Regions from separate parts of the Homo sapiens genome. Here region 2 is linked to region 1. Evidence: read pairs that join two places in POLR2A ChIA-PET (ENCODE). Cell type or tissue: GM12878. All regions are shown on one strand. Links, peaks and the distances in the headings refer to the core of each region. The heading gives the core; the rest is flanking DNA. Region 1 overlaps EIF4G2 (eukaryotic translation initiation factor 4 gamma 2). Region 2 overlaps USP47 (ubiquitin specific peptidase 47).

The links. ChIA-PET counts read pairs that join two places held together with the same protein. Peaks named below come from ENCODE experiments on the same cell type or tissue, not always from the same donor. Only the 100,000 strongest peaks of a DNase experiment are listed, where the experiment ranks them.
Region 2: POLR2A ChIA-PET joins it to region 1 with 5 read pairs; 5 of 35 experiments call an interaction of 5 or more read pairs at or near these places.

The regions. Positions count from the first base shown.
Region 1 is chr11:10,797,021-10,801,371 of GRCh38, reverse strand. It overlaps EIF4G2 (eukaryotic translation initiation factor 4 gamma 2), which reads left to right. Exons shown (of 22, transcript NM_001418.4): 15 at 285-410; 16 at 537-641; 17 at 725-940; 18 at 1,024-1,282; 19 at 1,616-1,820; 20 at 1,948-2,159; 21 at 2,259-2,380; 22 at 3,491-4,318. The coding sequence ends at 3,556. Among named protein-coding and RNA genes, the nearest start is that of SNORD97, 2.4 kb to the left of the region's middle. In GM12878, for the core only: no CTCF peak of the experiment used is centred there; no DNase peak of the experiment used is centred there.
Region 2 is chr11:11,862,553-11,866,955 of GRCh38, reverse strand. All of the region lies in intron 1 of USP47 (ubiquitin specific peptidase 47), which reads right to left. Among named protein-coding and RNA genes, the nearest start is that of USP47, 23 kb to the right of the region's middle. In GM12878, for the core only: no CTCF peak of the experiment used is centred there; no DNase peak of the experiment used is centred there; H3K27ac peaks cover 1,003 bases.

The DNA.
Region 1 (4,351 bases), core at 1-4,000:
TTTTCTAAACTGTAGTTAAATTTGCAGTTTTTTATTTGAATATTTTAGTCATGCTAATTCTAAGAGAATGTAAGATTTATAATAGTATCTTACTACTGTATGCATCAGATCTTTAAATTTTTTGCCAAAAATTAAACCTGTTAATGTGGAGTACCTTCTTTAGTTTTTCAAAAAGCTTAATGTTTCCCTAGATTCTGTCACTGTATAGGATTTTAGAATGTTGTATTTAATATGTTCGCCAACTGCATGTTGTTAATTTAGATATATTTTGTTTTCAATTCCAGATTAGCCTGAGGCCTGCTCAGTCGTTCCTAATGAATAAAAATCAAGTGCCAAAGCTTCAGCCCCAGATAACTATGATTCCTCCTAGTGCACAACCACCACGCACTCAAACACCACCTCTGGGACAGGTACAGACCATAGTAGGACAGCATTTTCTAAAGATATCTGAAGACTTTTTTCTAAATTTAGTGTGTTCTTCCCCCTAATTTCATAGTCCTCTTTTTAAAAAAAGTCTGTCATTGCTTGTTTTTTAGACACCTCAGCTTGGTCTCAAAACTAATCCACCGCTTATCCAGGAAAAGCCTGCCAAGACCAGCAAAAAGCCACCACCGTCAAAGGAAGAACTCCTTAAACTAACTGTAAGTTTCAAATATCCCATTTTAGTGTAATTAGCCTGTATTTGAGATAGAGAATACATTAAAGATACTTGTGTTCTTCACAGGAAACTGTTGTGACTGAATATCTAAATAGTGGAAATGCAAATGAGGCTGTCAATGGTGTAAGAGAAATGAGGGCTCCTAAACACTTTCTTCCTGAGATGTTAAGCAAAGTAATCATCCTGTCACTAGATAGAAGCGATGAAGATAAAGAAAAAGCAAGTTCTTTGATCAGTTTACTCAAACAGGAAGGGATAGCCACAAGTGACAACTTCATGCAGGTAGGACACTTTACTGATTGTGTGGTAAGAACTCTTACCACTCAAATTCGAAAACTGATAAACTGTTGTATATTTCTTTCAAGGCTTTCCTGAATGTATTGGACCAGTGTCCCAAACTGGAGGTTGACATCCCTTTGGTGAAATCCTATTTAGCACAGTTTGCAGCTCGTGCCATCATTTCAGAGCTGGTGAGCATTTCAGAACTAGCTCAACCACTAGAAAGTGGCACCCATTTTCCTCTCTTCCTACTTTGTCTTCAGCAGTTAGCTAAATTACAAGATCGAGAATGGTTAACAGAACTTTTTCAACAAAGCAAGGTCAATATGCAGAAAATGCTCCCAGGTAAGAGAATGCTGACTTGTTTGTTTTGTTTTTTTAATATTATATCTAGAGATTTCAGGTACCTTGAGTGGATTTATGTAGGTCAGACAGTCTGATTGTCCTGCTCAGATAATGATAAACATTACCACAGATCTCACCTATAAAGAGAGATTTATAATTTAACTACTTTCATTTGATCCGTATGTTGAGTTTTTTTCATTTGCTGGGTTGGTTCTCTATTCTGCTACATGGATCTTACATACTTGGGGACATCATTTGTGAAGCTCTGCTCTCTGGACAGGACAACTTGGTAAAATGAACTATTAGATGATGCAGGTGGCTTTGTCTCTTCAGAAATTGATCAGAATAAGGACCGCATGTTGGAGATTTTGGAAGGAAAGGGACTGAGTTTCTTATTCCCACTCCTCAAATTGGAGAAGGAACTGTTGAAGCAAATAAAGTTGGATCCATCCCCTCAAACCATATATAAATGGATTAAAGATAACATCTCTCCCAAACTTCATGTAGATAAAGGATTTGTGAACATCTTAATGACTAGGTAAGACGAATGGTTTTCTGCATATGGTAATGTTTCATGTACTGGAAAAGAAGCGTAGGAGACTAAGAGTTGTCTCTTGAGCAAGAAAACTCACTGTTGGGTTCTAACAAGACCTCTTTCTGTCCAGCTTCTTACAGTACATTTCTAGTGAAGTAAACCCCCCCAGCGATGAAACAGATTCATCCTCTGCTCCTTCCAAAGAACAGTTAGAGCAGGAAAAACAACTACTACTATCTTTCAAGCCAGTAATGCAGAAATTTCTTCATGATCACGTTGATCTACAAGTCAGTGCCCTGTATGCTCTCCAGGTGCACTGCTATAACAGCAACTTCCCAAAAGGTGAGAGGACTTGTATCAGAAGAACGGCGTGAGGAAGTTCTTAAACAGAACACTAAATAATGGGCTTATTACTTTTTTCTTTTTTTTTTTTTTTTTAAGGCATGTTACTTCGCTTTTTTGTGCACTTCTATGACATGGAAATTATTGAAGAAGAAGCTTTCTTGGCTTGGAAAGAAGATATAACCCAAGAGTTTCCGGGAAAAGGCAAGGCTTTGTTCCAGGTAAGTCTTTTGTTAAAAATTTGGTCTGCTTACTTCAGTTTGCTTGGTATTAACTTCAAGTTAAGAGCCTTTTTCAACTGAAATACAGGCAAGGTAGTCCTAGTTAGTAGTTTGTCTTCACCTGTACATTTCATTCTGCACTATTTGAAGCTATTATTAAGTAAAGCTACACAATGAATCAATTCTAGTGGTGTATAAGATGTTAGAGGTAGCTAACTTTTCAAGGAGTATAGCTACTTATATACATGGGAGTGACTGTACAAGTTTCGATTTAAGCTTTTTTAAAAACATCAGTAAAGAGGAAATTGTAGCTGGGCACGTGGCTCATGCCTGTAATCCTAGCACTTTAAGAGGCTGAGGTGGGAGGATCACTTGAGCTCAGGAGTTCAAGACCAGCCTGGGCAGCATAGTGAAACCCTGTCTCTAAAAAATACAAAAAATTAGCCAGACGTGGTGACATGTTCTGTGGTCCTGGTCCCAGCTACTCGGGAGGATGTCTTGAGCCCAGGAGGCAGAGGTTGCAGTGAGCTGAGATCACACCACTGCACTCTAGTCTGGGCAACAGAGTGAGACTGTGTCTCAAAAAAAGAAAAAAAGTTTAAATACTATATATTTTTCTAAAAAGAGGAGATGTTTCTGATTTCTCACAATTTGATTTTTTCTTATTGAATGAACTTGTAGCCCTAGGGGAAGAACATCAGGGCATTCTCTCAAATCACCTGAAGAGCAGTTTAAAAAGCAGGTTCCAGGCCTATTCCTAGAGATTCTGGTTTAGTAGGTCTGTGGTACAAAATCCAGGTGATTCTTTCTCATGCTACTAGTTTTCCAGGGGGCCCAGGCTTGAGAAACATTGGTCCTGCAGCATCTTCCTACCTTTTTATTGCTGATGATAAACAAGATTCACGAGGATCATCCTTGCAGGATTAAATCTTTAGCTCTGTGTTGTCCCAAATCTGGATAATATACCACTGTTCGTTAACTTAATATACAAATTGTTGGTAGGGATATCCTTGTTTCATATTCTAAAACTGTGTAGTACCACCTAAAACTTTTTGGATGGATTTCTGTTTATATCATGAACTATTTTAATTTACAAATCTTAATTTATAGGTGAATCAGTGGCTAACCTGGTTAGAAACTGCTGAAGAAGAAGAATCAGAGGAAGAAGCTGACTAAAGAACCAGCCAAAGCCTTAAATTGTGCAAAACATACTGTTGCTATGATGTAACTGCATTTGACCTAACCACTGCGAAAATTCATTCCGCTGTAATGTTTTCACAATATTTAAAGCAGAAGCACGTCAGTTAGGATTTCCTTCTGCATAAGGTTTTTTTGTAGTGTAATGTCTTAATCATAGTCTACCATCAAATATTTTAGGAGTATCTTTAATGTTTAGATAGTATATTAGCAGCATGCAATAATTACATCATAAGTTCTCAAGCAGAGGCAGTCTATTGCAAGGACCTTCTTTGCTGCCAGTTATCATAGGCTGTTTTAAGTTAGAAAACTGAATAGCAACACTGAATACTGTAGAAATGCACTTTGCTCAGTAATACTTGAGTTGTTGCAATATTTGATTATCCATTTGGTTGTTACAGAAAAATTCTTAACTGTAATTGATGGTTGTTGCCGTAATAGTATATTGCCTGTATTTCTACCTCTAGTAATGGGCTTTATGTGCTAGATTTTAATATCCTTGAGCCTGGGCAAGTGCACAAGTCTTTTTAAAAGAAACATGGTTTACTTGCACAAAACTGATCAGTTTTGAGAGATCGTTAATGCCCTTGAAGTGGTTTTTGTGGGTGTGAAACAAATGGTGAGAATTTGAATTGGTCCCTCCTATTATAGTATTGAAATTAAGTCTACTTAATTTATCAAGTCATGTTCATGCCCTGATTTTATATACTTGTATCTATCAATAAACATTGTGATACTTGATGTAGTGATGTGTGGCTGTAAATGGCATCCATA
Region 2 (4,403 bases), core at 275-4,274, 1.1 Mb before region 1:
ATTGAGCTCCAGCCTGGGCAACAGAGTGAAACTTCGTCTCAAAAAATAAAAGTAAAAATTAAAAATTAAAAAAAAAAATGCAGTCAGAGAGAACAACAGATTACCTTAAAAGAAACAACTAGACTAATGCCTAATTTGTCAATAGGAAAAAGTGTGGGCCATAAGACTGGAGCATGATACTTTCATTGTTGTGAGAGAAAATAACTGTTATCCCAGAATGCTATAAACAGCAAAAATATCTATCAGGAATGCAAAAACAGAGATTTCTGTCACCAATAGATTATCATTAAAGAAACTCCTTAAAAAATGTATTATAGGAAAAAAGAAAGTGACCCCAGAAGGAAGGTGATGAATCCTGACCTAGCCACCTAGACTGATGACAGTGAAACATGCCTGATTTCTACTAAACTACCATAGTGCCATCTTCACCTAGTACCATAATCATGTTCATCACCACGACAACTTTCCAGAAGAACCACCACCAACTCAGGGGAACACAATGCCTAAACAATTAGCTCACATATGCCATCTAATCAGGCACAGACAGACTTTGCTTATCTGATATGAAACAGATTGTTCATGGGTTTCAGCTCTTAAAAAACCTACCACTTTCCCTCTCCTGAGCCTTGAGTCTTATCCTGACCACCACCCCTTTGTTATTGGATCTAGTTCCCAGTTTAATAGTAAAATTGTTACTCAGTGTTCAATCTTTGGTCATGAAGCTTTTATTTTCTCTTTAACAAAGGAGATAGGAGGGAAATGAATAGCTACAAAGATTAACTAAAAATAGATAAAGACCTATATGTAAGAGCTAAAACTATAAAAACTCTTAGAAGAAAACAAAGGGAAAAAGTTTCATGACACTGGATTTGGCAATGATTTCTTGGAAATGATACCAAGACACAGGCAGCAAAAGAAAAATAAGTAACTTGGACTTCATCAAAATTAAAACTTTTGTACATCAAAGGGCACTATCAGAGTAAAAAGACAACTCAGAATGGGAGAAAATATTTGCAAACTGTATAAGAGATTAATACCCCAAATATATAAAGAATTCTTATAACATAACAACAGAAAAACCCTAACACCCTGATTAAAAAATGGACAAAGAACTTAAACATTTCTCCAAAGAATATGTAAAAATAGCCAACAAGCACATAAAAAGATGGTCAACATCAGTAATCAGGGAAATGCAAATCAGAAACCACAAAGAGTAACGACTTCACACCCATTATAAGATGGCCATTGAAATGAAAAAAAGAGAGAGAGATAAGGAAAATAAATAAAAAGTGTTGGTAAGGATGTGGGGAAACTGGAACTCTTGTGCATTGCTGGTAGGAATGTAAAATGGTGCAGCCACTGTGGAAAACAGTCTGGTGGTTACTCACAAAACTAAACATAGTATTACCATAAGATCCAGCAATGTTTCAACAAGCAATTACTAAACGCCTGAAAAAAAACAGAAAGTCTCAGCAAATAAATAACAGATAAAACCGAAATGAAAACTAATTAGGTGGGCCCAACAGCAGAATGAAGATGACAAAAGAATCAGTGAACTGAAGATAAAAACAATGGAAATTACCCAGTTTGAACAATAAAGAAAAAACAGACCCTAAAACAATGATCAGTGGCAAGCACCTGTAGGACTATAACAAAAGATCCAACATTCATGTCATTCAGAACTGGGAAGAAAAGGAGAAAGAGGGCAGGTTTAAAAAGTACTCAAAGAAATAACTGCTGAAAACTTCCCAAATTTGGCAAAAGACATTAACCTATATAATCAAGAAGCTGAGCAAACCCCAAATAAGGTAAACCTAAAGAAATCCATCTCAAGACGCATCATAATCAAATCCCTTAAGAACTAAAGACAAAGAGAAAGATTTTTGCAAGTATTTAGGGGAAAACCCATCTTAACTATAAGGGTAAAACAATTCAAATGACAGCAGATTTCTCTGATCACATCACAACAGAGGCAGAAGGAAGTGGCACAACACTTCAAGGGCTGAAAGAAGAGCTGTCAACCCAGAATTACATTTCCAGTGAAAATATCCTTCAGGAATCATAGAGAAATCAAGACATTCTCAGATGAAGAAAAATGAAAAGATTTGATGCCAGCAGACCTAACCTAAAAGAAAATGGCTAAAGAAAGTTATCTAAATAGAAATAAAAATGCTAAAAATCTACTTTACATTAAAAATAAGATTATATTCTATAATGTATAAATATGATATACACACATACACAGTTTCAAAAAGGAATGAAATCCTGAAACAATTCCACAATATGAAAAAACCTTGAGGACATTATGCTAAGTGAAATAAGCCAGTCACAAAGACAAATACTATATGAGATATCTACACTAGTCAAATTCACCGAGATGGAAAGTAGAATGGTGGTTGCCAGAGGTTAGGGGCAGAGAGGAATGGCGAGTTATTTAATAGGTACATGGTTTCAGTTTTGTAAGATGAAAAGAGTTCTGTGGATAGATGATGGTGATGGTAGTACAACAATAAGAATGTACTTAGTACCACCGAACTGTACATACTTAAAGACAGTTAAGACAGTAAATGTTATGTTATGTGTATTTTACAATTTAAAAAAATAAATTTTTTATAAATAGCTTAACTCCATAAATTTGTGGAAGAAGCAAAACTGCCAACACACTAGGTTTCCAACATGTCTACATTACAAACACATACTACATATAGGCATATTATAAATATGTATAAATAAATATAAGCATAAAATAAATTCCTACATTTTTCTTGTAATACAAAAAAATTTTTTTAACTGTTTATTAAAGGAATTAATATAATTTGAGTGGATATATACATACATATTAGAGAGAAATAGATATAAAATAAATATAGCTCTCACTCACATATGTGTTTGTATGCATATTTTCTAGCTCCTTCCACTGAAAGGACTAGAAGCAATGCTATCACCATAATAGTAGTACAATTAGAACCCAGATCTCAATTTCTAAGTATCATTCTCCAGAAAAAGAACCTAGAGGTCTTTGCAGAAATGGCTAATCTTAGAATTAGGGCTGAGAAATTACAATAATTTGGGATACCTTGTACTGCCAGAAAATAAGCGCTCAAAGAATGGTGTATGTACGTTAAGAGGACATATAAAGTCAGGTGAAAGGGCTCGCACTGGCCAAATGTGGAAAAACTTAAACATTAAAATAAATAAATGATTTATTCAATGTAAAAGTTAACATTAAAAAGATAGTTACATAGCATGAGAAATAATCAAATAACTAAGAATGCATTTGTAGGTATTCTGAAAATTTAAATAAAGATGTCCAATTTCCTAAATACTACTAAAATACTGACAGTGGACAGTAAAGATTAAAGAACAGTTATAATTGGCTTAATACTCAAGGATCCCTTCAAAAAATTTACTTTCTGTATTAAAATTCACGTTGTTTACTTAAAATCTAAAGTGTTAGCTATAGAAGTTAAGCAGCAGAAAGCTGTGTTCTTAAATATGACAAGTCTGATCATATTTTTTAAAAATCTGACTGAACTTTTTACTCAGTGTATTTCGATTTAGGAATAAATGTAAATACAAGAGAACTAAGAGTAAAAACATCATCAAGTTATAATTTTTTAGCCTTTTTTCAGTTTCTAAGTTTTTGAGCATCAAATTGCTTTTCTATTTTTGTGATTTCATGTTTTGAATGCTTCCATTTTAAAGTGGATGAAAACTGAAGTAAAGTACATCATTAAAATATACCACATTTCCCATGACTCGTCAATTTAAAAATCAAATCACAACATCTGTAAATAATCAAGCCTTTCTAATAAACAATCTCTATAAATCATTATAATCGGAAAATAATGCAAACTATACTAATATAAAAATTCAAGACTTTCTTAGTATCCACTTTATCTTCAACTCCATTCCCACTAGTATCCCTCTGCAATTTCCCCTAAATGGCTCAGTCTTCTTAGCCCTAAGTGGGTGGGAGGGGGGTAGATGATGAAAGATTAATTAAAGGGTACAATGTATGTTGTTCAGGCAATGTATACCCTAAAATACCTGCCTTCACTACTACACAATCTATGCATGTAACAAAATTACACTTGTAGGCTGGGTGTGGTGGCTCATGCCTGTAATCCCAATAATCTGGGAGGCCAAGGTGGGAGGATCACTTGAGCCCAGGAGTTCGAGACCAGCCTGGGCAACATGGCGAGACCCTATCTCTAATAAAGAAAAAAAAAATTATGCTTGTATCCCATACGTTTATACAAATTAAAAGAAGAGAAAAGTCTTCTTAGCCTTAGCTTTTCTACCACTGTCAAATTACATCCAGAATATCTAGCTGTAGGCTCAAATTTCTCAAAAAATTTTATTTTCCTTATCTAGGATTTATATCAGTTTTTCTAAAAACA